Linked DNA regions of Mus musculus: regions 1, 2, 3 and 5 are each linked to region 4. The links are chromatin loops, found by intact Hi-C in ENCODE. Cell type or tissue: heart. All regions are shown on one strand. Region 1 overlaps Gm33501 (a long non-coding RNA gene). Region 2 overlaps Hand2os1 (Hand2, opposite strand 1). Region 3 overlaps Hand2os1 (Hand2, opposite strand 1). Region 4 has its middle 110 kb from the start of Hand2os1. Region 5 holds the start of Hand2 (heart and neural crest derivatives expressed 2).

Region 1 (5,000 bases), 330 kb after region 4:
CGGAGCTCTGTCTTCATTTTCTGAAAAAACAAGTTTCTTTGTCAAGAGATGAGAGCTACACTTATTTGTGGGCATAAACATATTTAGAATACAGTTTAAAATGATGTTGGTAGCCGGGCGTGGTGGCGCACGCCTTTAATTCCAGCACTCCGGAGGCAGAGGCAGGCAGATTTCTGAGGTCAAGAGGGCTATACAGAGAAACCCTGTCTCGAAAAACCAAAAAAAAAAAAAAAAAAAAAAAAAACAAAAAACAAACAAACAAAAAAAAACAAAAAACAAAAAACAAAACCAAAACCAAAACCAAAACCGATGTTGGTTTAGGAGAATGGCAGTAGTGGGTTCTCCTGTAGGGTCTATGACTTCTCCAGCTTAGGTTTTCCAGTACCAGGTGTGAATTCCCTCCTATTGATTAGCTAAGTCTAATTAGACAGTTGTTTCCACCAGATGTATGGGTCTCTATAGCCCCACGGGGCTTATCATGCAGAATAAGTCATTGCTGTGCCTCCTAAACTTTACAGATGGATAAAGTTGGCTGCTTTTCTCCATTGGCAATTTGTATAACACCTTCTGATACTATGAGTGCTAGCCCTATAGGGACTTGGGGACTGACTTCAGGTCGGGTCCAGCTCTCTTCCACTGAGTCTGACAAATACAGAGGCAGATGCTCACTGCCAACCGTCGGACTGAGGTAGGACTTTCTCTACCCCAATGCAGGAGGTAGAGAAAGGACTGAAAGAGCTGAAGGGTTTTGTAACCCCAAAGGAAGAACAATATCAATTAAACAGTACTTCCCCACCCCCCCGAGCTCCCAGGGACTAAACCACCAACCAAAGAGTATACATGGAGGGACCCATGGCTACAGACACATGTAGCAGAGAATGGCCTTGCTGGACATCAATGGGAAGAGAGGCCCTTGGTCTTGTGAAGGCTCGATGCCCCAGTGTAGGGGAATTCAAGAGCAGGGAGGCAGGAGTGGGAACACCCTCACAGAAGCAGGGGGAGGGAGCATAGGATAGGGAGCTTCTGGGAGGGGGGACCAGGAAAGGGGATAACATTTGATATGTAAATAAAGAAAATAACCAATAAAAATATTTATCCACTGTTGGGTATATTTAAAAATACCACAATATAATTTTTTAATAACAAAACATTTTTATCATATTCATCAATTTTTTCAAAAGTGTCATTTCAAAAGTCTTATTCTATGATGGACACATCTGGGCACACCCACAAATCTAGTTATTTCTACAAAATCCCCAGCAGTAGTGGCCACAACAAATTCATAACAGCATTTAATTTCACAGAAACTCAATAGAACTTCATTCTGTTGAAATAAAAGTGCAAAAGGTTTCTGGGTGTTGAAAGAATAATTTAGTAGCTCTCGGCAAAGTTTCCACCTCGACACATTTTATACTCGTCATGGAAGGGTTAGTAACACAATTTCATTAAGTTCTAAAATGCTAGCTGAGATGACTATAGCCTAAAGAACAGCAGACTGCTTTAAAATGAGATAGTGCTTATAAAAATACTTTGAGAACTTAAAAGCATCATATAAAATGGAGACTCTGTTTTGGAATCACTTAACTAAAATTTCAAGCGTTGATAAATGAAAAAAAAAAAAAAACCCTATGGAACCTGAAATGCTTTTTGTTTCTGTTTTTAAGCTTGCCTGTGCAAACGCTTTCAATGAACTGACGAAATCTATGCCACCCATTAACACATTGAGATCACTGATACACCAGAAGTGTAAGGCAGGATCAAGCTTTGAGGTCTCCTTGAGCTTATCTCTGAAGAGTGTTTCCTTAACTATTTTGCCACTAAGTAAATGCAAGTTTATTTAGTAGTCTTTCTAAGTTGTGGTAGTTAGAGGAGGATAATTTTTTTTTCCATTTTTATTAGGTATTTAGCTCATTTACATTTCCAATGCTATACCAAAAGTCCCCCTTACCCACCCACCCCCACTTCCCTACCCACCCACTCCCCCCCTTTGGCCCTGGTGTTCCCCTGTACCGGGGCACACAAAGTCTGCGTGTCCAATGGGAAGAGGAGGATAATTTAAAAAGTTCTTTCTCTTTCCAATGATTCTCTTTTCCTAAGGCTACTCTTATAATCTTCTCTTGACTGATTCTCCTTAGAGGTATGGATAGTTTTCATTTAAAGCTTCACTCTTGTAGGAAAAGATATGTACAAAGTGTTCTTATTGGTGGAGCATTTAAGAAACAGTCACACTAAAAAAAAAAAAAAAAAAAGAGTACCCAGTAAAGCTGCTGGATAGCTCTATCTCCCTCTACTGGCTAAACAACTCTACCAGGTTTTGTGTGTTACTAACCTAAAACCCTTCACTCCAGAAACAGGCAGGGAAAGGAAAGAAAGCCACTCACCAAATCCTATGCTAAAGTCTTTATTTACATCATATATACGAATATAAATATACATATCTATTAAGCAACACTCAAAGGAAGACTTACTTCCTTTAAAAAATAGAGAGAGAGAGAGAAAAAAAAAAACAAGACAATTCTTTAATATAGGCACACCGTGTTCTCTGTGCACAGGGCATCGCTTCGTACAAGACAGATATAAAACAAATGAACCCTGAGCTAAAACCTCATCTCACCAAACCTCATGGTTGAGGGCCTGTGTACTGTAAGGACAACATAAAATGAAACCCGGTGTTTTGTCTTTGTGATAAACGACTTATTAGTACAGTTACTGGGAGGATGGAGCGAAGGCAAACCCGAGTTTAGGTATTTTAAGTGGGGATCCAAGTTTTCTTTAAGTTCATAGGTTAAACAGGTAAGTGATTTTACACGTAAGCCCTTCCTTAAAAAAAAAAAGCGGGAGAGGAGGGTTGGGGTGAGGGGGCAAAAAATGATGAAGTCAGTGTCTCACTTAGAGCTGGAAGAGACCTACTTAGAATCCAGGCTCTCTGCAGACTGGCCCCACAGTAAGTGGAACCCTCTGACATGAAGGGCCTGCGGACCAGCAGCTGGGTTCTGTCACCCGGGCTGGGGCGGTCTTGTTAGTGTAGCATGACCCTGGCGCACTCGCATAGATAATACCGGCACCTCTTTTCACTCTAATCTCCTACCCGTCTGAGCAATTCAGCAGGAGATAGGGGCATTAGGGCCATATTATTCCAAACAACATTTAGCTGAATGGTAGCTAAAGATTGTGACAGGGAAAGACAAATTCTCCTGGCCAAATACTTTGCTTCCCAGAAATGTTTCCCGTTTTAGAGCTTTTGGGAAACACACACACACACACACACACACACACACACAATCATTAAAATGGAACCAAGATGGAAATCCACGCCATTCTTAGCTGAACCCACACCAAAACCCTTTTGGATTTCAGACAGAAATTTTAGTCTTTTCTTATGCAACTGCAGACTATGGTAAATAAACACTAAGAAGTGTCAGTTAAACACTAAATGGTGTATTTACATATTTGCACATTTTGTTGATGGTATGCCAGATATTCGCAGACAGACTGCCTTTGCTGTGTGTGTGTCTGAATGCTCACTGCTTGCAGGTATTTGCAATACTACAGGCCAGGACACTGAATGTCCAGGGTAGGGTGGGATGCTGGTGGCAGTGGTGTGTATTCACACAGTGACATAGTAATCCGTGTGTGCCTTTCACAATCCAAAGAAGAGTAAAATCATAAATTCCTCAAATATAACTTTCAGGGCTATAATTGTGGCCCATTATTGTATCTTAAAGTGGGAATCTAAATCAATCAATATATCATATGTCACAAGATATAAGAGCACCCCCAGCTATATTTTCTATCTCTGTTGTATTTTTTTCTTCCAAAATATACAGTGACTGGATTTTGCTGTGATGTTCTAATAATTCAGTTTGTGTTTTAAGTTCTGACAATAGGACTTGTGGGAAAAAAAATAAACCATCTCTCCGGTAATCTGCAGTGCCTGGTGCTCTGAAATGAGATCAGACACTGATCATAGAATGTTCTTTCCTGTGCGGGGGCTTGGCTCACCAAAGGCCAGTTATTCTTTTAGCTGTGTCTGCACTGATCATAACCTCCAGTTATACAGCAAAGTTAACTGAAGCCTGTCTCTCACATACCTTCATGATGTTCACAATACTTATTCCTTAGGAATACTACTAGCAAATTAAAATTTATATTCATAAAATATATACCTATTGTTTACTTTTGAGGAAAGCTGTATAGTACTAGAGAGTTTTCCTGTTTCCTTCCTTTAAACAATCCTAGAATACTTGATTAATACTGGCTACAGTCTCTTCACTGTATTCTACAACTCATATTTCATCATAGCTGTCTCTTGTGAGACTATGCTGGGGCCTAGCAAACACAGAAGTGGATGCTCACAGTCAGCTATTGGATGGATCACAGGGCCCCCAATGGAGGAGCTAGAGAAAGTACCCAAGGAGCTAAAGGGATCTGCAACCCTATAGGTGGAACAACATTATGAACTAACCAGTATCCCGGAGCTCTTGTCTCTAGCTGCATATGTATCAAAAGATGGCCTAGTCGGCCATCACTGGAAAGAGAGGCCCATTGGACTTGCAAACTTTATATGCCCCAGTACAGGGGAACGCCAGGGCCAAAAAGGGGGAATGGGTGGGTAGGGAAGTGTGGGGGAGGTATGGGGGACTTTTGGGATAGCATTGGAAATGTAAATGAGGAAAATACCTAATAAAAAATATAAAAAAAAAGAGAAAAACGTGTTGACTGCTTATCATATTTGTATTATTTTGCTCTATTGGTCAAAGGAAATAATCTCACTGTGGTTCACTCTACTACACAGAAATAATTTGCTTATTGACTCTGTCCTATATGTCTTAATACATTACAAAACATACCTATTTATTCATTCATTCTCATTGAAATGACTTGAGTATGTTTTTATTTATTTTTATTTGAGAATTTAGTATATAATTACTATATTTATATTATTGTACCCCATTTTTTCCCCTTAACTCATGTCTTCTACTCCCCCTCAAATTTGTGAT
Region 2 (5,000 bases), 88 kb before region 4:
TTTTAATTGCTGCATGAGAACATTCAAAAAGCTTAACAAAAGGTCAGTGGATATTCTAGGAAGTCAATCCCATACTTTCTAGAACTAGAGTCTAGACCAGAAAGTATTCTAGTCTAGAGTCAGACTGGGGGAAGGATAGGAGTGTGAATAAGTCTGACATTTTCTAACCTTAAGAAAGAGTCTCAGGTCATTTATCAAACTAGTCTGATTTTTTTTTTAATCTCTGAATTTTATTATGGATTATAGATCTATTTGGGAAAAGATTTGGGGAAAGACAAGAAGCCATCTCTTGTTAGGGGACTTTTTCTTTGCATAGAACTTTAAAATTGATGAGCTGATTGAACTATACATTAGAAGACAAAACTAGAGTTCCTTAGACCAATAATTTATTTCTAAAGTTTTTTTGTTTTGATTAGTCTCATCTTCTGACTTACTAAAACTCCTTCCTTTTTCTTTTATTCTCTTTGAATCTGTATTTCCATGTTGTACTGATTCAGTGGGAGAAAGTGCTTGCTGCCAAGCTTGATGACCTAAATTGAATACCTGGAACCTACACGACAGAAAGAGAGAGCTGACTGCTGAAAGATGTCCTCAGATCTTCACATGTGCACAGTGGCACCTATCCAACCATGCACATAGTATATTAAAAATTATTTTTTAAAAAATCCAGTGAGAGTGTTGTTTTTCCTTGTTTTTGAAATGGTGTTTCACTCACTATGTATCTCTGCTTGGCCAGGAACTTGCCATCCTCCTGCCCCAGCTTCGTAAGTGTTGGTATTACAGAAGTGGGCCACGAGAAGCTACAAGTGTTCTCATTCATTGTTGATTAAATTATCGAAATGAGATTCTTCTTCAAATGTGAAGTATGGGCATTTATTGAGTTCTGACTTAGATACACACAGTGTGCTTGTGTGTTGCTATTTTCAGAAAGGAGTAGTGGGAAGCACTATTGAAAACTGTGTTGATAGTGTGTGGAAAGGAAAAAGAATAGCAGCAGGGGCAAAGGATGGGCTCCCTGTCCCAGGCAACTGTGGTGCTACAGGGCCCTCAAAGAGACACTTGCCAGTGCGAGAAAGAGCCAGTCCCTGCAGGGTTGCTGCTGGCTTAAGTAGGGGTTAAACTGTAAGAGTTTCAGAACCTACTTTGGAGAAGGATTAAATAAATCAGGGAGCCTGTTGACAGCAATAGTATCTTTGAGCAGCTGATTTGAAACACAGAACCAGAGAACAGAGATGAATCCCAGGTGGCCACTGGGAGCTGGAAAAAGGCCCAATGAGTTGCATGATTGTTTGGCTTCATTGTAGCACCATGAATAATCTTTAAGTGACAGCTTTTAGAAACCATTGTATTCAACACAATGGTAGAATGAAGATATATTAATTTAGAGCAGTGGTTCTCAACCTTCTTAATGCTGGGAGCTTTTAATACAGTTTCTTATGTTGTGATGACCCGTAATCATAAAATTATTTTCACTGCTACTTTATAACTGTAATTTAGCTACTGTTATGGATTATAATGTAAATACTTGATATGCAGAATATCTGATATGCAACCACTGATTCTCAACCCACAAGCTGAAAACCACTAATTTAGAGGCTACACTCATTATTTCCTTTTATTTTTGACACTGTCTTTCTACAGAGTCTTGGGTGTCTTGGAACTTACCTCACTATGTAGACCAGGCCTGCCTTGAACTCACAGAGATCTGCCTGTTTCTATATTCTGAGTGCTGGAATTAAAGGCATGTACGACCATTGTGATGAGCCAATTTAAAGAGTATGATTTCCTTAATAGGAAGCTTAGAAGGTTCTAGAACTGCTTCAATTAGCTTAACATACATTGTGTTCTATTATCTCTCCCTCCCTCCCTCCCTCCCTCCCTCCCTCCCTCCTTTTCTTCCTTCCTTCCTTCCTTCCTTCCTTCCTTCCTTCCTTCCTTCCTTCCTCCCTCCCTCCCTCCCTCCCTCCCTCCCTCCCTCCCTCCCTCTCTCTCTCTCTCTCTCTCTCTTTCTTTCTTTCTTTCTTTCTTTCTTTTCTTCCTTTCTGTTTCTTTTTGAGACAGTGTTTCCTCTGTGTAGTCCTGGAACTCCCTTTGTAGACCAGGATGGCCTCCAACTCTGAGATCCACCTGCCTCTGCCTCCCAGGTGCTGGGATTTCAGGCATGCACCATGATGCCTGGATGAAAATTTTATCTCAACAGTGCATTTAAGCTCTTATTCTCCACAAATAGTGACCAAATAGATTTTAGCCAATGATGCATTTATGAATATAGAAATAAAGTATTTCACTCAAAGAGTGGGCAGTGGAATGGGGGTGTTGAAAAAGGAGGTTGGTGACACAGGATATAGAAGCCATTCCAACATGTAAAGACCACTACAGGTGCTTACCAGGAAATGCTTTGGAGGGCAGGGCCTTTGAATTAGGTCAATGCTAGGGACAGAACATTGCTACTTCCATGTCCACTCAGGAGAATTTAGCAAGACTTTTACCTCACTTCACAGTTTCTCCAGACAAAATAGACAAAGGGCGGGGTGGGGGGGTGGGGAGGGGAAGTCCCGTAAGACTGAAACCAGCCCAAATCCTGAAATTAATAACAATACAACTAAAACATTAGCACAAAACCAAATGAACATTGGAGCTATTTTACAAGATAAAGTTGGAGCTTGGCAAAGAGGAGGAAGAGGGAAATCATCAAAGTCAAGACGAGCTCAAAGGAGCTTAATAGCAGCTATCATATTCCACCTGAGTCTGAAGCGCCTGGGATGCAGCTGTTTTGTTTTAAGATGCCCCTGTTCCTGTTCCAGTCAGCCATTGATGGTGACCGGAGAGCACACGGCCAGGCATGGGCACTGCTAGATAATCATAGACCCCTTAGGGAGTGATGGTAAGAGAAGGCAAAGTGGAAACCTTCGCTGAGATCTAAAATATATAATCGAGGTCAATAGCAGTGAACAATTAGCAATGTTAGGATCTTCTTGTATCTACTGAATTCGCACAGATGGCATTTCATATATAAGGAAGTTAGTTGTTATGTATATTAGTGATGGACTCTGAGTAGCAACTTAGATGTAGCCTTTTTAACTTTTTAAAATGTTTTTATTTTGTATCATTTGAGAATGTCATACAAGATATTTTGATCATAGTTGTCCTCCTCCTCCACTTTCTACCTCATTTATTTAAAAAAAAATTAAGGGCAAGAATAGGTTTTACTTTATAGCCCAGGCAGGTTGGAACTCACTGAAATTAGGGATTTCTGAGTGAGTAATCTCAGCCAGCATTGGAAAGTCTTTTAGAATATTGTGAGACATTAAGTCTTTTGGGGAACTCATTTATTGGAGCAGTGAATGCTTTTTTAGGGCAATGAGCACCTCAGTTTTGCATGAAGTTCTAGGTTGACTGAACCCTGCTCTACCTCACACCGGAAATGAGAGATAATAATAATAGTACCACCAGCACTACCACCACCTCCACCACCGCCACCACCAGCACCAGCACCACCAGCACCACTACCACAGATGATAACACTCTGATGTTTTCTATATGCCAGGCCCTTGTTCGGAGTGTGTTTCTCATGTGGACTCTTATTTCTCACAACCCCTCATAAAAGCTGCAGTGCTATTCCTGTTTTATAAAAAAGACTAACCAAGGCACAAAAAATGTTACCAGGATCACATAAAAGTGAAAACTACCCATGGACTCAGTGTGCTATCTGCTCTCATTCTTTCATTCAACACATAACTCATTGAGCATTGTGTTGGCTAGTTTTATGGAAACTTGACATGACCGAGAGTTACCTGAAAAGAGAAGCCTCACTTGAGAAAGTGTCTCTATAAGATCCAGCTGCACGGCATTGTCTTAATTAATGATTGATGTAGGGGGGCCCAGCCCATTGTGGGTCGTGCCATCCCTGGGCTGGTAATTCTGGGTTCTATAAGAAAGCAGGCTGAGTAAGTCATGAGGAGCAAGCCAGTAAGCAGCACCTTTCCATGGCGTCCAGGTTCCTGCCCTCTTTGGATTCCTGTCTGAATTTCCTTTGGTGATTAATACTCATATGGAAATATAAACCAAATAAATGCTTACTTCCCCAGTTGCTTTGGTCATGACAGTAATAGAAACCCTAACTAAAAGACAAGTTTGAATCAGGACAGTAAGATATTGTTGTGCCAGACCTGACTATGTTGTTTTGAGGAAGAGTGTGGGAGAACTTTGGGATAGAAAAGCTTTGGAGTGTTGAGAGCTCAGTGAGCTATTAATGGAGGAGCTTGGAAGGTAAGAATGTTGACAGCAGTGCCATTGATGGAGGCCTGTTCTTGTGAAATTTCAGAGGAAAGCAAAGACTCTACTAGAACTTATGTGTGAAGAACCTATAGTGTCTGGTCAGCCAGGGCTGAAGAATCAGCTCTGATTAACAAGAGACCAAAGCTACTGAGGTAAAACTTTTGCTATGCTGGGACAATGGATGCTGGTCAGCTGGGTCTGCTTAATTAGCTGTGATTAAGTAGAGACCAGCATTATTGAGGTGAAGTCTTCTGGGAAATGTTTCTTCATGTGTTCCAGAGGTGGCCAAGGTTAACCCTCCTGTTGCTAGCCAAATTTAGTAGTTTAAGAGTCACTCAGGTGGTACTGGTTTTAGAGACATAAAAAAGGGGTCCTGGAAAGCATGAGCAAGCCAGTAAGCAGAACCCTTCCATGGCCTCTGCACCAGCTCCTGCCTCTAGGCTCCTGTCCTATTTGAGATCCTGTCCTGACTTCCTTCAATGATAATCAGTGATATGGACGTATAAACCAAATAAACCCTTTGCTCCCCAAACTGCATTGGTTTTTCATCACAGTAACAGAAGATAGACAAACATCTAATACATAAAAGGCATTGCAGGTGAAATATTAGTGACTCCAGGTAGACAGCTACACTTTCTATGAACTCGTACCTTGTTGAGCATAAATGCTAATGACTATTTCAGAAACAAGTTGATTTTGTGAGACAATATTGCCACAGAATC
Region 3 (5,000 bases), 100 kb before region 4:
GTGCAGACAGAGGAGGCGGGGGGGGGGGGCTGGTTCAAAGGCAGGGATGGCTGTGGAGAGGATGATAAAAAAAAATGAACCCTTCAGTCCAGTTGTGCCTAGGAAATAGCAAAGTCAAGGTTTCCTATGTCCCTGTACATTTTTTTCCTATTTTTCTGCTCCCTCTTTTGCTTTCCCCAATTTTACTCCCCAGAAGTGTTGTGGTTTATATTTTATTTAACCCTGTCACTGAACCTGAGACTTATGGAAGAATGAAGCACTAGTTTGTCCTTAGATTCTTTATGGAAAATCCTACTATCCATTATGACCAGCAGTTGGTATTCTATTTTCTTCAATAACCCATGATTGCATTCTTGCATTAACGGGAAAATATGTGGAGAGTTCTCATTGATGAAGAAGGATTTGGTACTGTGACAGGTATCCGTAAATTAAAAATACTCATTCAGACTAAAGGCAGCATAAAATGTCCTGTGAACTGGCATTGCAAAGGATAATACTATATATAATACCATTAAACATAATATATGTTATTATACTTGTCTCAAGAAGTATGATAGATCTGATCTTTGCCACTTTGCAGTAGAATCCTGAGTTTAGAATAAAATGTTATAAGACAATACATCCCACAGGATTTATAAAACATACACAAAGAATTGCACACACAGAAATATTTCAGTGCTGGATGTGCATTTGAGAGGTAGACCCTGGCTTTCACTCACAGAACTTAAAAATAAGCAATTAAAAAAACCCCGCAATAATACAAATAAAAGTTAATTATAAAGAGAATTATTTCTTCCAAGCTGTAAACAAGTCATTTAGAATTCAGACGAGAACATGGCTATGATTTTGTATTTATACTCTTTGGAACTAGCTAGCAGTGGATTTAAGCAAGCATGCCATGCAGTCTGGGATTGAGGATAAGTAGGAATGAAATGGCTGCTTAACACGTGGAGCTTCTGAGGCATCATTTGTGGGACTGAAGGACTGACTTGTGACTGGAGCCCCTTTCCTTCCCAGTTCTAACTGCCATGTTGAGGGTACTCCTTGGAAGACTCCCCAACGTGACTTTATTTGCTGCACGGCATAGATGGATTTTTTTTTTTTTTTAACCTCTGACAGTTCACTCCAAGCCTTTCCTGCATTCTTCTACAGTCTTTGCTTAGAGACAAGGGACTTGAGCCAGGATAGGTTAGGTTTCAGGTTAACAAAAAGAAACACTTTTATTGTCAATATTAATGGCAAACTTCGATTTTTACAAGGCCTGGGTTTAGCAGATCAAAAGCAGCTTGTCTTGATTTCTCAATATTCTCTGGAGTTTAGACAATTAACTGCAATTTTGGTTCTAATGAAACAATATGAGAAAGCTAGTTGCAAAAAACATTGGTAAAGTTAGCACTGGGATACAGATTTTTACCTGTACATAACATATTATGATCTAGTAATTTATCCCTTCAACTGGAGCTGAGTTTGGAAGGAGCATTCCTTTAAGAAAATATGTTCAAGCACCGTCCTCACTTGCAATGTCATGAGTCTTTTTCAGAGTGTGCATTCCACGGTTGCCTTTCTGGCTGGGTAAGGATCCGGCAGACTGAGGTCTTCCTGGTAATTTGGGTACACCAAGTCTCCAGTTAATGATAGATAATCAGCCTTTGGGTCATTCGGTCATTCTCTTATTACAAACCCCTCCTGCTCTCTCTGATCTCCTTTCAAACTAAATTTCACACAAACAAATAAAGCAAGACAGGGACAAATTCTCAAAAAAAAAAAAAAAAGAGGGAGAAATATTAGAAACTTCTGATACAGAACTCTAAACAAGGAAAGGCTAGCTAAAAGAGGATAGGAAAGAACATCTTATCAAATTGAACATGCTGTGTACAAAACATTAAAAGAAAAGGATCTGGTTTCTGTTAAAGTGACAGAAAATTAAAATAAAAATAATTGCAGGCAGCAAAGTTATAATGTAAATAGAGAAGGCAGGATGCTTGCTGGAAATGCGCAGCACTAGGAGGCAAATTTGTTGTTACAGATTATGTATCTGCACTCTGATTGGAGAAGCGCTACTTTGTTCTATTTTCCAAAAGAGAATGCTTTTCTTTTTAATACTTGTGTGAGAGTGCTCATTTAAGTCAACACAGGCCCCAAACCCTAGGACTAAAAAAGTGGAACCGCATTTTTCTTGCAAAGCATCCAACTTCAAAGGAGGCAAATGTTTGCATACAGGAAAAGGAGAATTCCATTTCGAATACATTTGGAGACTTCACTAAATCCGTGGGACTGATGCTTTTTTTTTTTTTTTTTTCTTTTGCCGACAGAAGGCACAGTTCATTCTCGAGCAATTCGTCACCTCCTGGGGGTCTTCTCTTCCCGTCTACAGGAGAGTGTGACTTCAGAAAGAACTTCGGATTGGCCAAGGTATATGTCAGATTAGACCCCAGGGAAAAGAGCAAAGGTGTAGGGCTCATGCAGTCAAGGTCTCTGGTGAGAGCGCCCCTAGTGCCGTTTTACTGTCTCTGCTCTTGAAAATTCCCTTTGATACAAGTTCCAAAGCTAGTCACAGACGACCAACTTTGATCATTTCCAAACCTCGGGCTTTCGATCTTAAACCTGGTTGGAATTTTGGCTCAAGACTAGATCAACCTGCCATTCTCCAAGATAGAAGTGGAGCTGTGAAATGAATGTTGGTGATAACCAGACTCCCACATTGTCGCCAAATGTGGGTCTGGCACCTTTTGATTTGACAACCTCTTTGACAAAAAAGGCTTACCTTCCCAAGCTAGAGAAGAACCTACACTTCACTGTTGCCTCTAGGTCTTTCCTGAGTGTTTCCACCTCATAAGAGGCCTTCTGGTTAGCTTCCCCCCTTGCACCCATATCAAGCCTTCCATTCTCTGAACTTTCTGGTGAAACCACGCAGATGTAGTTTGTAGTTCTCAGGGTGCAGATCTTTCACTTTACGCGTCTGTGTCCTCTAACAACACAACTAATGCTTCCGCACAAAAAGATGCCCTCAAAGCTGGTGGAAAGGCGATTTAGAGAAATCCGGGTGTTCTAATTGCAATCAGGTTGTGTTGTTTTACTCTATTTTGAAGGCCATTAAAGCTGGTGAGCGACTTGGAAGTCATTTAGAAAGGAACAGACCTTCAACCTCAAGCCTTTGCGGGCACTGGGAAAGTGTCTTCCCAATCAATCTGGCTTGCAGGCGGCAGGACCAACTCTGACCTGGCTTATCTTGTACCCATCCTAAATACACCAAACTCAAGAGGTAGCCAGGGCCGCCTCAACACCGAGGTCAGTGCTCTGGGTGCCTTAGTTTCTCTCTTTATTCAAACAGTGGTGGAAATGAAAGAGGGATGTGAGCTAGATTAAAAGGATCAAGGGAGAGTGTTGCCTGATACCAAGCTGCGCTCAATAATTATTTACATCTTTTCCTCCTGCCTCTTCATTTCTTCTTTTCTTTTCTTTTCTTTTCTTTTCTTTTCTTTTCTTTTCTTTCCTTTCCTTTCCTTTCCTTTCCTTTCCTTTCCTTTCCCTTCCTTTTCTTTCCTCTTCTTTCCTTTTCTTTTCTTTTCTTTTCTTTTCTTTTCTTTTCTTTTCTTTTCTTTTCTTTTCCTTTTTTAATATTTAGTTGCTTTTATTTTAAATTCACCTCCGGAGATAGCTGCTTGGGAGTCAGCGGTCCGAGTGAGGCCTTCCGGTGGTGGGGCAGCGATGCTCAGAGTGCTGCAACGACTCCCACGCAGGGGAATCGAGGTGGGGGTGGGGTTGTGGGAACTGTTACTCGTGTACCGACACCGACCAGTGGTCCAGGCCCTGGGATGAATGCTGGATCTCTCCCCTTTTATTCCGGCCAAATTCTCATTCCATTCCCATGCCCTTCTGTGGAGTGGACTGGAGGAAGCAAGTCCACCACGTTCCGGTCAGGACAGATCCTCCGCTGGGAACTAACCAGGGGTTGATATCTTCCTCCAAGACCTTTTCGCCCGATGCGGGCATGAAGGGGTTAACTGCTCACCTCGGAGCCCCGGGTGCTGAGGGAAGGCCACCGCTTCCCCCAACACCCCCGGTCTCATTAGGGAAAACCCTCGCCGCTATTTTCGACATTTCCTCAATCAAGTGCCCTGAACTAGAGCTGCAAAAACAAATTGGCGGCAAAAGCGTAGATCTTGTCAGGATGGAGGCGAATCCAACATTTCAGCCTTGTTTGCTTTGAAATTACGGGCTTGGCTGGTGCCTGTGGTGCCACCAGGGCAAATGTGCTGCCGCCCGCTCACTCTGAACCCAGAGCCATTGGTGGAAGCGACCGCAGGGCCACTGCTGGAGAGGAGCGAGGGGTGGGGGTGGGGAGCGGGTGAAAGTGGGGAGGGGGGCGCACTAAAGTGACCTGGTCGCTAGGAGCTGGCGGAGCCCTAGCCCAAACCCCTGTGCAAAGGGCTCTCAGCGTGGAGTTAGACACTGGCTTTCCAGTTTCCTGGCCGAGCCACCAAGGTATATGCAACATTTGTAAAATGCAGATTCCACATATGGACACCAGTGTTGTTTCTTCAGCTTCCTTTCTGTCCCCTGCTTCTCTTCCCCTCTCTCCTGTCCTCTTCAGTAACATTTTCTCCAGTAAGTGTTAGCGGTTGCTGGATTTCTGCCTGCTCCCTCGCTGTTAAACTGCTAGCATGATTTGTCGTATTTGCCAGAGCTGTTTGTTCTTGTTTGACTTTTTGTACAGAGTTCCTTTAAATCTCCTGCAAGAACCATTCCCGAAGTTCCTAGGACAGGCTTTTCCACACATGTGCTAGGGGGCATGTAGCTCACTTTTCTTTCTCTCTGGGGTAGTCTCCCCTCGGTGTTGGGAGCCTCTTCTGTGTCAGGAGAACAGTAGTTAAGTTAGTTCCTAAGCCTTATATTTCACAGACAATTAAATCTTGGCGGCTGTTTAACGAAATTGTAATATTTACTCTGCTCTATACTAAGGAGCACTTTTGGAGTAAAAAAATAGCAAATATTGCATT
Region 4 (5,000 bases):
TCCAGTCTATTTGGAGTTCTGTAGGCTTCTTGTATGATCATGTGCATCTCTTTTTTTATGTTTGGGAAGTTTTCTTCTATTATTTTGTTGAAGATATTAGCTGGCCCTTTAAGTTGAAAATCTTCATTCTCATCAATTCCTATTATCTGTAGGTTTGGTCTTCTCATTGTGTCCTGCATTACCTGGATGTTTTGAGTTAGGATCCTTTTGCATTTTGTATTTTCTTTGACTGTTGTGTCGATGTTCTCTATGGAATCTTCTGCACCTGAGATTCTCTCTTCCATTTCTTGTATTCTGTTGCTGATGCTCGCATCTATGGTTCCAGATCTCTTTCCTAGGGTTTCTATCTCCAGCGTTGCCTCGCTTTGGGTTTTCTTTATTGTGTCTACTTCCCCTTTTAGTTCTAATATGGTTTTGTTCATTTCCATCACCTGTTTGGATGTGTTTTCCTGTTTTTCTTTAATGATTTCTACCTGTTTGGCTGTGTTTTCCTGCTTTTCTGTAAGGGCCTGTAACTCTTTAGCAGTGCTCTCCTGTAATTCTCTAAGCGACTTATGAAAGTCCTTTCTGATGTCCTCTATCATCATCATGAGAAATGTTTTTAAATCTGGGTCTAGATTTTCGGTTGTGTTGGGGTGCCCAGGACTAGGTGGGGTGGGAGTGCTGTGTTCTGATGATGGTGAGTGGTCTTGATTTCTGTTAGTAGGATTCTTATGTTTGCCTTTCGCCATCTGGTAATCTCTGAAGCTAGCTGTTTTAGTTGTCACTGTTAAGAGCTTGTTCTTCAGGTGACTCTGTTAGCCTCTATAAGCAGACCTGGAGGGTAGCACTCACCTTAGTTTCAGTGGGCAGAGTATTCTCTGCAGGCAAGCTCTCTTCTTGCAGGGCAGGTACCCAGATATCTGGTGTTCGAACCAGACTCCTGGCAGAAGTTGTGTTCCAGTCACTAGAGGTCTTAGGATCTCGTGTGGAATCCTGTGTGGGCCCTTGCAGGTGTCAGGCGACTCAGCTGGCAAGGTAGCCCGGGGCTCGAGTGGAGTGGAAGGGGTTTGTGCCCCAGATCAAGCCCGGGTAGCCTGCTTCCCTATGTACCACAGTCTCAGGTTCCGCGCGATTGGATTGGGGCAGGCGCTGTGTTCCACTCACCAGAGGTCTTAGGATCCTGTGGGGAGTCCCGTGTGGGCCCTTGCGGGTGTTGGGCAAGACTCTGCTGGCAAGGTAGCCCGGGGCTCGAGTCGAGCAGAAGGGGCTAGTTCCAAGTTTTTAAGATTGATTGTGGGATTAGAGAGATGGGTTAGTCCTTAAAGGCTAAGCTCACAACAATACCCACAAATGATATTGATTCCAATATCCCCTTCTAGTTTCTAGACTGTATGTTGATGTCACCATCATAGTTGGATCCTTTGAACTTATTGTAAACCCACTGATTACTGTAGGTGTATATAACTGACATACAAGTTATGGACACCAAACTCAAATGTTTGTATTTGATTACAGTATGTGATTTCTCCCCTACTAATTCCATGTTATTCTTGAATCTTCAGGGATTTATAAACTCTCATATAAATTGCAGAAGGTGAGCTGAATTTTTTCAATGTAAAGATATACAAAATCACCGCCATTTGTTCTTGTAGGAAAGAGACAGGAATTGTGATGTAAGTTTGTTTGTCCTTGTGACACTTTAAACAAGCCAAAAATAAAATGTTAAACTGTCTGTAAAGAAACTGCATTTTATACGTTTTATTATTAAATCCGCCTCTGCTTCGCTGACTAATAAAATGGAAAATGTGTACTTTTATAGGTTTATAAAAAGGCAAACTATAGTTTCATGAAAAATATCTTGTGCCGATTGAATACAGGTGGCTGTTTGTTTAGACTCTGAAGACGTAAAAGCTTAGTATAGATGTATGAAAAAGGTAATATGGCGCGATGAAAAAAAAATCTTCCGTTTCTGCTCATCAATCCTTTGGGTATTCCATGTCAAATAAACGCTACAACAATTTATAGTACAAGTACACAGTGCAAGTGCCAACGCTAACACTCCTTAGGACTGGATCCCTGCCAGGTTTTTCACACCAATATTTAATGCGACCCTGCGTGTCTTTCCTATTGGAAGTGTGAGAGGGAGCTTGTTTTCCTATATTTGGCAACACGCTTACGTGAAGTGTAAAGTCCAGTGCCCGTGATGTTCTCTTTATTTCAACCATGATAAATTGTGTCCATTTGTTTAAGTATGTGTGGCAGCTTTAGTGTTCCAACTATAAATTTTGGTTAACTTCTATTGACATGCTGTATTAAACTTAAGAAAAACAAATTACACTTCACCCATTTTAATTGACTAAATGTGTCAAAAACACAGTAAGTTTAACATGAAAGGTCAGATCCTTCGTCTACACTGTAATGGGTGTCATGGCAGAGATCCAACTTTTCTTGTACGTTTCATTTTTCACGAAGTTTTTAGGACAAGGCCTGCGTTTAACATTCACTTCCACTTCTCGTTCGTACTTCAAAGTTTATCACAGGCTGTGTTCCTCACAAGAACATTTTTGTCCTGCGCTATTTAAAGCGTATTCACGCTGACGTGCTTCCCCAGAGAATTCTGATGCTCTCCCGTAAACAAGCCTTCGGAACGGACTCTGCCGTTCTGAGGGCTGCAATGCTCACGTGTAGGCAACGTGTGTAAGCACATCCACAGATCACTGCAGACTCGGGGGCGGAGACCTGGTTTACATACCCAGTCCCCTCTTCTCTGCCCAGACAGATAATCACGTGGTAAGGATCGGATTAGATTTGGCTTCCCTTGGGACATGATTAAGTTTGCCAATTTTTATACTTGAACCCCACAGCCACCTGTTTATACAAACCTTTATTCTTTTCGATGTTCAGTTGCCCCACACCTGTTGATTAAATAGTATCCATTAAGTCCTTTCTTACATGCTGCTACTTTCCTCCGCCCCCCTCCTTTTGATGCTATTTCCCACTGTCCTGTTTTTGACCTCCTTTCTCACAAGGGGAATCTTTTCAAGGGCTCGGACATGAGTTTCCATTATGGATTCGTGTCTGGGAAAAATGAAACGGGTAACAGGTGTTTGCAAAGCATTATGTTTTGAAATGGAGAAATCAGGAACTATAAATCTGAAAACCTATTTAATTTTCATCACTGCTTATCCGAATCTTATTCTTGCTTACGGGCTTCCCTGCTCTGAAGGAGTGTCAGTATGTATTCAGCTGGTAGGGACTTATGGGAGGGAAGGCTGATAGAAAGTCCTTGTTATCCAAGGTACCCAGAGAGTGCTTTGTGGAGCCTGACCAGGACGATTCTATTTTCCTTAAAGGAAGGATGAGACTTTCTCCGACTCCTGTTCCCTGGGGGAGCACCCATGTCATGAAGAGTCTCTGAGAGTGAGGCTGCTTCTAAATTATGGGTTGGCAAACTTTCTGTGAAGGGTCAGATAATAAACTTTTAGGTCTCGAAGTCCAGATGGTCCCTGTCACGGTTACTCAGCTCTGCCATTGACAGTGTAGCCACTGACAGTATATAAACGAGTGGGTGTAGCTGAGTTCCAATAAATCTTTGCAGACTATGCAACTTGAATATCATATAAACTTATGTACTGGGATATAGTCCTCTTGACTTTTTCCAACCATTTGAAAAAATACAAATATCATTCATAGTTGGGGGCAGGATGACAAGAGTTGGCAGAACGGATTTGACTCAGAGGTCCCAGGTTGCCAACCTTGTTCTAAACTAATATTAATTCCTAAAAGCCACAGGAAATACAGAGTAAGGAACCTTTCATTTAAAAGGATATTTTGGTTTACTTTTACCCACAGCATCCTTTTACGTACAAGTGTGGTTTCTCTTCATGTCTCTCATGTTTTGGTCAGATCATAAATATGTCAGCATTTGGAATATAATCTCATGGGCATTTGGGGTAATAAACACTATGTCTGTGGTTCTGGGCTTGGTTCTCACACATGTCCGTGTCACTGTTTCCTGCAGTGGGCCTGGGAGATTCTGCTTTGGGTTTACTCCGGCCCCTGGAGCGCTTTTGGCCTGGTACTAGTGCATGCTGGAAGGATGCCTTCAATGTGGCCCCTATCAAAGATAAGTGGAACTGGGGAGTGACTATCCCTTGACTGGTTATCTTTGAGACATAGGCTCTACCTCCTCGAGTTCTTTTGTGGGATTGGATCTCCAGTTGTCCACAGTTAAAACCTTAAAAAGAAGGTTGTTCTAGCTACCACAAGTCTACATGATTGCTAACCCCGGGACCATTCCAAAAAGTGGCATGGCATCTCACTGAGGTTACACTGTTATCTGTACCCACAAAAGCATAACAGCAGCATAAGAAAACAGCGTGCAGAGGACCTTGTGCACTTCCCACCTTTCCACACGCATCCTGCAAGCTTGTAAAAGGTATCTTCTGACAGCTCGAGGTCCCCATTCCAGGTGTACAGTTCAGAGGGCTCTATTAAAAACAAACCTTTTGAGGCATTCTTCTTTGCAGAAAGTTCACTGCAGACTTCCTTCTGCCCCATTAACTGTGGCCTGTCTGCTCACTTTTCAAGTTTTCTGTGTTTCATGGTGCTGGAACAAGCTATTCCAAATTATGTATCTAGTATCTATGTCTCTATCTACGTATCTATCTATCTATGTCACTATCTACGTATCTCTGTCTGTCTGTCTGTCTGTATCGATCTATCTATCTACCTATATCTATCTATGTATCTGTGAATCTATGTATCTATCATCTATGTATCTATGAATCTACGAATCTATGTACCTATCATCTATCTATCTATCTATCTATCTATCTATCTATTTTATTTTAGAGTCTCTTACAGAGCATTTAGAAGGTATCCTAGGTAACTCACTCTTTCTACATCCACCTCACATTAGCAGACTGCATGTGCATGCTTTTCCAACACTCTTTCTACAGGGTTCTGCTTTGAAAAGTGCAAGCACTTAGCTAGCTTGCATTGGGAATGGAGGGAGA
Region 5 (5,000 bases), 110 kb before region 4:
CCGATTTCTAGCCGGCTATGGTGAAGCCTAGGTTCTTATTTTTCCCTTCCTGCTATTGCAGGGGAGAAAGCAGAGGCCAGCGCTTAATCTGCCCTCTGTTTCAATAGCGAACCCATATCCAAAAGCCCCTCTGCTCTGGCCTGGGTTTCTCCCGCCAGCCAGCAGCAGCTCTGTACATTGAGTTCAGCAGTTTGTCTCCTCCAGGGCCCTTGAAATCTCTGGTTATTCGGAAGTCCATTCCATTATGCATGAATCAAAGGGCTGCAAGCGGCAAAGGAGAAAATCTCCACAAATGGAATTGTTTCTTAGGTTCTTCCTGGTCATGCCCTATCCAGAACTCCATTACTTTACCGGCAGTTGGTAGGAATCCGAGAACACTTTAAGTGGCTCGGCATAACTTCATGTTAGAGTTGATAACAATGACCACAATGTGCATAACTTTTACTCTTCAAGTGCACAAACTCACTCAAATAAACTTAGAAACACTCGCGAATTACTTAGGGGAGAATTTACGCTCTAACATTATTGCCAAAGAGAAACTAAAGCTGTACTTGTACGCTAGAAGTTAAAGGTACTTAATGTTTACCGTTACCTCCCGCGTGCCCTAGCAATGTGAAGGAGCATAACGTTTTCTTAGAGTCAGAGGCAGCCTCGGTTTTGGAATGGGGGATGCGACCAATAGTGGAGTCACTGGAACCGAGAGGTCATTAGGTAACTTATTTTAGAAATATTTAGAAGAAAAGTTGGGTTGGCGGTCAAAGATAGCTTTAATGAACACAGAATGAGGGGACCTGGCCAGTGTGACTGGGAGATTGGTGAGCTCCTACATTTTGGAAGGTCGGTCCTAAATGGAGAGAGGAGCTTGCAACTTCGAAGGAAGACATTCTGCTGCTGACATCCTCCTGTCTTGCTTTTGAGGAAACCATCCCTACTCCACAACCTGGCTCCCTACGCAAAGAATGTGGCACACAATTTCTCAGCCTGAATGGAAAGACCAGAACAGCGGTCCCAAGAACCCCGAGTCCCTCACCAGCCTCGATCCCTTAGTACTGACCAGCTCTTTCTTCCTCTTCTCCTCTTTCACGTCGGTCTTCTTGATCTCCGCCTTGAAGGCCTCCGCCTCTCCGTTCTGGTCGTCCTTGGCCAGCAGATCCATGAGGTAGGCGATGTAGCTGGTGGCCAGGCGCAGTGTCTTGATCTTGGAGAGTTTGGTGTCGGCGGGCACGTTGGGGATGCACTCGCGCAGCTCGGCGAAGGCGCTGTTGATGCTCTGAGTCCTGCGCCGCTCCTTGCGGTTGGCGGTGCCCCGGCGCTTCACCGGGCGCGGCCCCCCCAGGCCGGGAGGCCCGGCGCCGGGCGGCACTCCCCCATAATGGGAGTGGTCCAGGCCCGCGGCACCGCTGGCGTACTCGGGGCTGTAGGACAGGGCCATACTGTAGTCGGGGGGCGACATCTCCGGGTGGCCAATAAGCCAGCCGTGGAAGTAGGGGTTCTCCTCGTGGCTGCAGCGGCTGGCGGCGGCGGCGGCAGCGGCGGCGGCGGCTGCGGCGAATGGGTAGCCCTCATGGTGCACCACGGGGTGGTGGGGAAAGCCCCCCACCAGACTCATCTCGCCTTCCGTGGCCCTCCACGCGCCCCAGCGTGCGCGCAGCCCCGCCGCGCCCTCCGATCGGGCTCCGACCTCGGCGATCGGCGGCCTTCCCCACCCCCCACCCCCCAACCCCCGGGCTCCCGGGCCGGCCCTGCAGCCGCAGAGGGGGCCGCTGCAGCCCGGGGCCCGCGCCTGGCCCGCCGGGCCCGCCTCAGCTGTGCCGCGGCCGCCGGCTCCCCATGGGGCGCGGCGAGCTGGTCCCGGCACGGTGCGCCCTTGCTGGCCGCCGCCGCCCGCCCAGCTCTACAGCCCGCGCGCCGGCTCCCGCGTTCCCCGCTGCAGCGACCAGGCAGAGCGCTCCGGTGCTCATGCAAAAGTGCCGGCCGGCTCCCGCGAGGCAGTCCCGCAGACGCCGGCCACGGGACTCCTGACTCCGAAGATGACCTGGAATCCGGGGCGAGTCCAAGCTGGGGCTGCAGGAGCCGGCCCGGCTGTGCCGGGAGGCGGCGGGGTCGCAGCTTAGCGTGGAGCTACCTCGGTGCGACCCTCCCCCTTCCTGCCCCTTCCCCTCCCCCACCAGCTCGATCTGGGTTCTTGGGCGCTTATTGTTTTAATAAAAATTATTTGGTTGTTGTTTTGGTCCTTGAGTGTGATTTGTTTTTAAAGCTGTAAGGAACGTGTCCGTCCTCGCTCCTCAGGCTCTCTCGGAGGCTTTGCAGAGAGGTCTCAGCGCATCCATTTTCTAAGATCCTCTCCTCTCCGGACAAGAATCTTGGGCCCTTGAAGGCACCTCGGAGCTGGGAAGCGGCGAATGGACTCTCGGAGGGGTGTGCTCAGACAGTGGCCGCGGAAGCTCCTGGGTGGCAGCGGCGGCGGTTCTCTTGGGCTGGACGCGGTGAGGGGAGCAAGCCGATTTTCCCAGCAAGATCTCCATGTACAGCTACATCTTTAGGGCCGCTCGGGTTAATATATGTCGTCAGAGGCTCCTCACGCCAATCCCGGGGCGGCGGGGGCGGCGCCTCGCGCTCTCCGCAATAAAACTTTTTGATGTTCACGTTGCTAATTGCCGAGGTCCTCTTCTAGGATTGGTTGTCCACTCATAACCATAAGATAATTAAAACGGGGGGGGGCAGGGTAAAAAAAAAACCCTTTTATCAGCCATAGGTTAATGCAAGTGTTTAACAGATGCTTCGCTATTAAAATATTTCCCCCCAATACTGAAGAATCTTAAACCAGGTACAGTATTATTTCGCTTTCTTTTCTGATTACAGGGGTGGGGTGAATAGAGAAAGGAACGCAGATTATGCCTTTTCAAGTGTTTTGTAGGTAACCGAGGCAGAAAACTGAGCCGACAGTCTCCTATAGTTTTGTGCTGGGCTGGGGAGGGGATTTGGGGTGGGTGGTGGTGGCGACAAGAGTCTGGAGGTGGCGGTATGGAATCCCATTAAGGTGCGATTGGGAGTGAGCCGAGTCTCTTTGACCAGGCTAGAGCGCCAGCGCTCCTCTGACCCGGCACACTTTGGCAAAGTTGCAGTGGCCTGTTTGCTTAGGCACTGAAGTGGATGACCCAAGTTAGGATGACAACTTGCAGAGAACGCGGATGAGACCTTCAGTTTGTGCCCACACTCATTTGCAGCAACCCTAACAGAGATTGCGAAGATTTTCAAAGTGGGGCACCTCGATTTCTCGAATCTGTGGTGTGGCGAATATCCGTGTTCCTCCTGCTTAACTAGCCTGTTTGGTAAGTAACTGAATAGTTTTTACAGCGTGTTCGGAGCTTATTTTCTAGTTTTTATGAACAAACATATAAATATATCTCTGCATTCCTGCCTCCCTCATAAAAGCGGGCATCTGTGGAAAGCAGGTTTAGTTATCGGAGGGGAGCCATTAAACGGACGTTTAAGAGACAGGCAGGGAGGAAGGCTCGTGGATGTTTAGACTGCTTGCCTTGGCGATCTTGAACGCATTAGAACGGAAAATGGATCTCCACTTGTAAGTTAGCGGGCCTCGGGGCACCTAGGAGATTCCCCAGCAGCGCGGGATAGGGGCGGTCAGTGGAAGGAGGCAAAACCACCCTCCGGCTGGCCTGTATGAGGATCTCTTCTTTTCACTCACACGAAGAAGGTCCCTGTGTAATAGGGTGTCAACAGAAGCCCTTAGGCTGTAAATTTGATCACACCGATAGCTGGCCTTGGACCTGAGGAGGCAAGCAGAGGGGACACAAGTGACTCCCACCGTTGGCATCGCTTTTTGGAGGCAGAAGCACTCTGGTCCCAGACATTAAAGAGAACCCCAAGTTAAGAATCCTGCATGGACAGTCCTTCCCATGTCCCTAGAGTCTGTCTGGCTGTTATTCTGTCTGGAAGGCCACATCAGAAGGAATCGGAGAGCCCATCTTCTTGCTCCCAGGGTACCCGAGCTGAGACCTAACTGCCCTGTGGTAATCTCACGGAGGAAAAAAAAAGACTTTAGAGCTGGGTGGTGGGAGAGGGGGAGAACTTAAAGGTTGTGGCCTTTCTTCTGTTTGCAAGGGGTCAGTTTTCCAGGCCAGCCCCCAGCAGAGGGTCAACTAAGACAGAGCAAATTCAGGATGGGGAGTAGCTGGACCTAGTCTTGCTGGTTAGCTCAGAGGCTTGAGTTTGATGGCAGAACAAAGTGACCTACATAGGGCTCTGCTTTCCAGCTTCGGTGGGTCTGCAGCTTGGGGTACAAGGAGAGTGGTTTTAAAGAAGTAGAGGTAATGTGGTGGAGAATTCTGTTTACATTTTCAGCAGGAGGGGTACCCTGAATCAGTAAATATTGGTAGTTAAAGCCTCTGACATTTGATACATTAAAAAAAAACTTGTTTATAAAAACATTTAGGCCTCGGGAACAGGTAGACTGGGTAAGATGATTATGTCCTGTCCAATCACAGATAAAAAACTTAGGAAAGGTGTTTTTTGGCTGCCTCAGGAAATAGACTTTCAGGGCGTTGGGAGATAGAAGAAGAATCCACAGAAAGATAGGGCTGGGGATAGAGAAGCTATCTGTTCACTTGCAGCCTCAGGATTTAGGGATCAGAAGGTGCTACTTTTAGCCTCCCCCCAACCCGCTTCCTGCTTTTAAAATTGAAACCACCACCACCACCACCACCACCAACAACAACAAAAAGTAGGGGTATGGATTCGTAGCTCCAGATAGCATCCTCACAAGTGATAAAAGAAATGGACAACATGGGACAGAAAAGGGGCTGTAAAAAATGCTAATCTGACCATCACTCCTCACTGACAGCACCATTATCAGTTAATTACTACAATCCAGGGGTCTAAAGCTTCATGGATCTTAGGAACTCAAACCCAGAGACTAGAGTGGTAGGATAGCGTTCTGTAGGTGGCTGGAGAGAGGGGACCAGTGGGTAAATTTTGGTGGT

The links. Hi-C counts contacts between places; a loop is a spot of excess contacts. Peaks named below come from ENCODE experiments on the same cell type or tissue, not always from the same donor. Only the 100,000 strongest peaks of a DNase experiment are listed, where the experiment ranks them.
Region 1: a loop joins it to region 4, with 2.7 times the contacts of the local background. A loop is called at or near these places in 3 of 42 quality-filtered maps.
Region 2: a loop joins it to region 4, with 2.3 times the contacts of the local background. A loop is called at or near these places in 5 of 42 quality-filtered maps.
Region 3: it touches region 4 in a loop (2.7-fold over the local background); 5 of 42 quality-filtered maps call a loop at or near these places.
Region 5: a loop joins it to region 4, with 2.3 times the contacts of the local background. A loop is called at or near these places in 5 of 42 quality-filtered maps.

The regions. Positions count from the first base shown.
Region 1 is chr8:56,881,677-56,886,676 of GRCm38, reverse strand. The region is part of intron 1 of Gm33501 (a long non-coding RNA gene); the gene reads left to right. Among named protein-coding and RNA genes, the nearest start is that of Gm33501, 4.6 kb to the left of the region's middle. In heart, a CTCF peak has its summit at 2,293 (motif pointing left); no DNase peak of the experiment used is centred here; H3K27ac peaks cover 1,712 bases.
Region 2 is chr8:57,299,930-57,304,929 of GRCm38, reverse strand. Hand2os1 (Hand2, opposite strand 1) reads left to right here. Exons shown (of 6, transcript NR_154048.1): 6 at 498-669. Among named protein-coding and RNA genes, the nearest start is that of Hand2os1, 18 kb to the left of the region's middle. In heart, no CTCF peak of the experiment used is centred here; no DNase peak of the experiment used is centred here.
Region 3 is chr8:57,311,927-57,316,926 of GRCm38, reverse strand. Hand2os1 (Hand2, opposite strand 1) reads left to right here. Exons shown (of 6, transcript NR_154048.1): 3 at 2,313-2,412. Among named protein-coding and RNA genes, the nearest start is that of Hand2os1, 6.4 kb to the left of the region's middle. In heart, a CTCF peak has its summit at 2,491; DNase peaks (open chromatin) are centred at 2,496, 4,096 and 4,236; H3K4me3 peaks cover 4,804 bases; H3K27ac peaks cover 5,000 bases.
Region 4 is chr8:57,211,804-57,216,803 of GRCm38, reverse strand. No RefSeq gene overlaps it. Among named protein-coding and RNA genes, the nearest start is that of Hand2os1, 110 kb to the left of the region's middle. In heart, no CTCF peak of the experiment used is centred here; a DNase peak (open chromatin) is centred at 2,643; H3K4me3 peaks cover 286 bases.
Region 5 is chr8:57,318,516-57,323,515 of GRCm38, reverse strand. It overlaps Hand2 (heart and neural crest derivatives expressed 2), which reads right to left and starts at 2,533. Exons shown (of 2, transcript NM_010402.4): 1 at 1,055-2,533. The coding sequence starts at 1,609. Hand2os1 (Hand2, opposite strand 1) reads left to right here and starts at 2,657. Exons shown (of 6, transcript NR_154048.1): 1 at 2,657-2,827; 2 at 3,228-3,332. In heart, no CTCF peak of the experiment used is centred here; DNase peaks (open chromatin) are centred at 1,375, 2,025, 2,555 and 3,085; H3K4me3 peaks cover 5,000 bases; H3K27ac peaks cover 5,000 bases.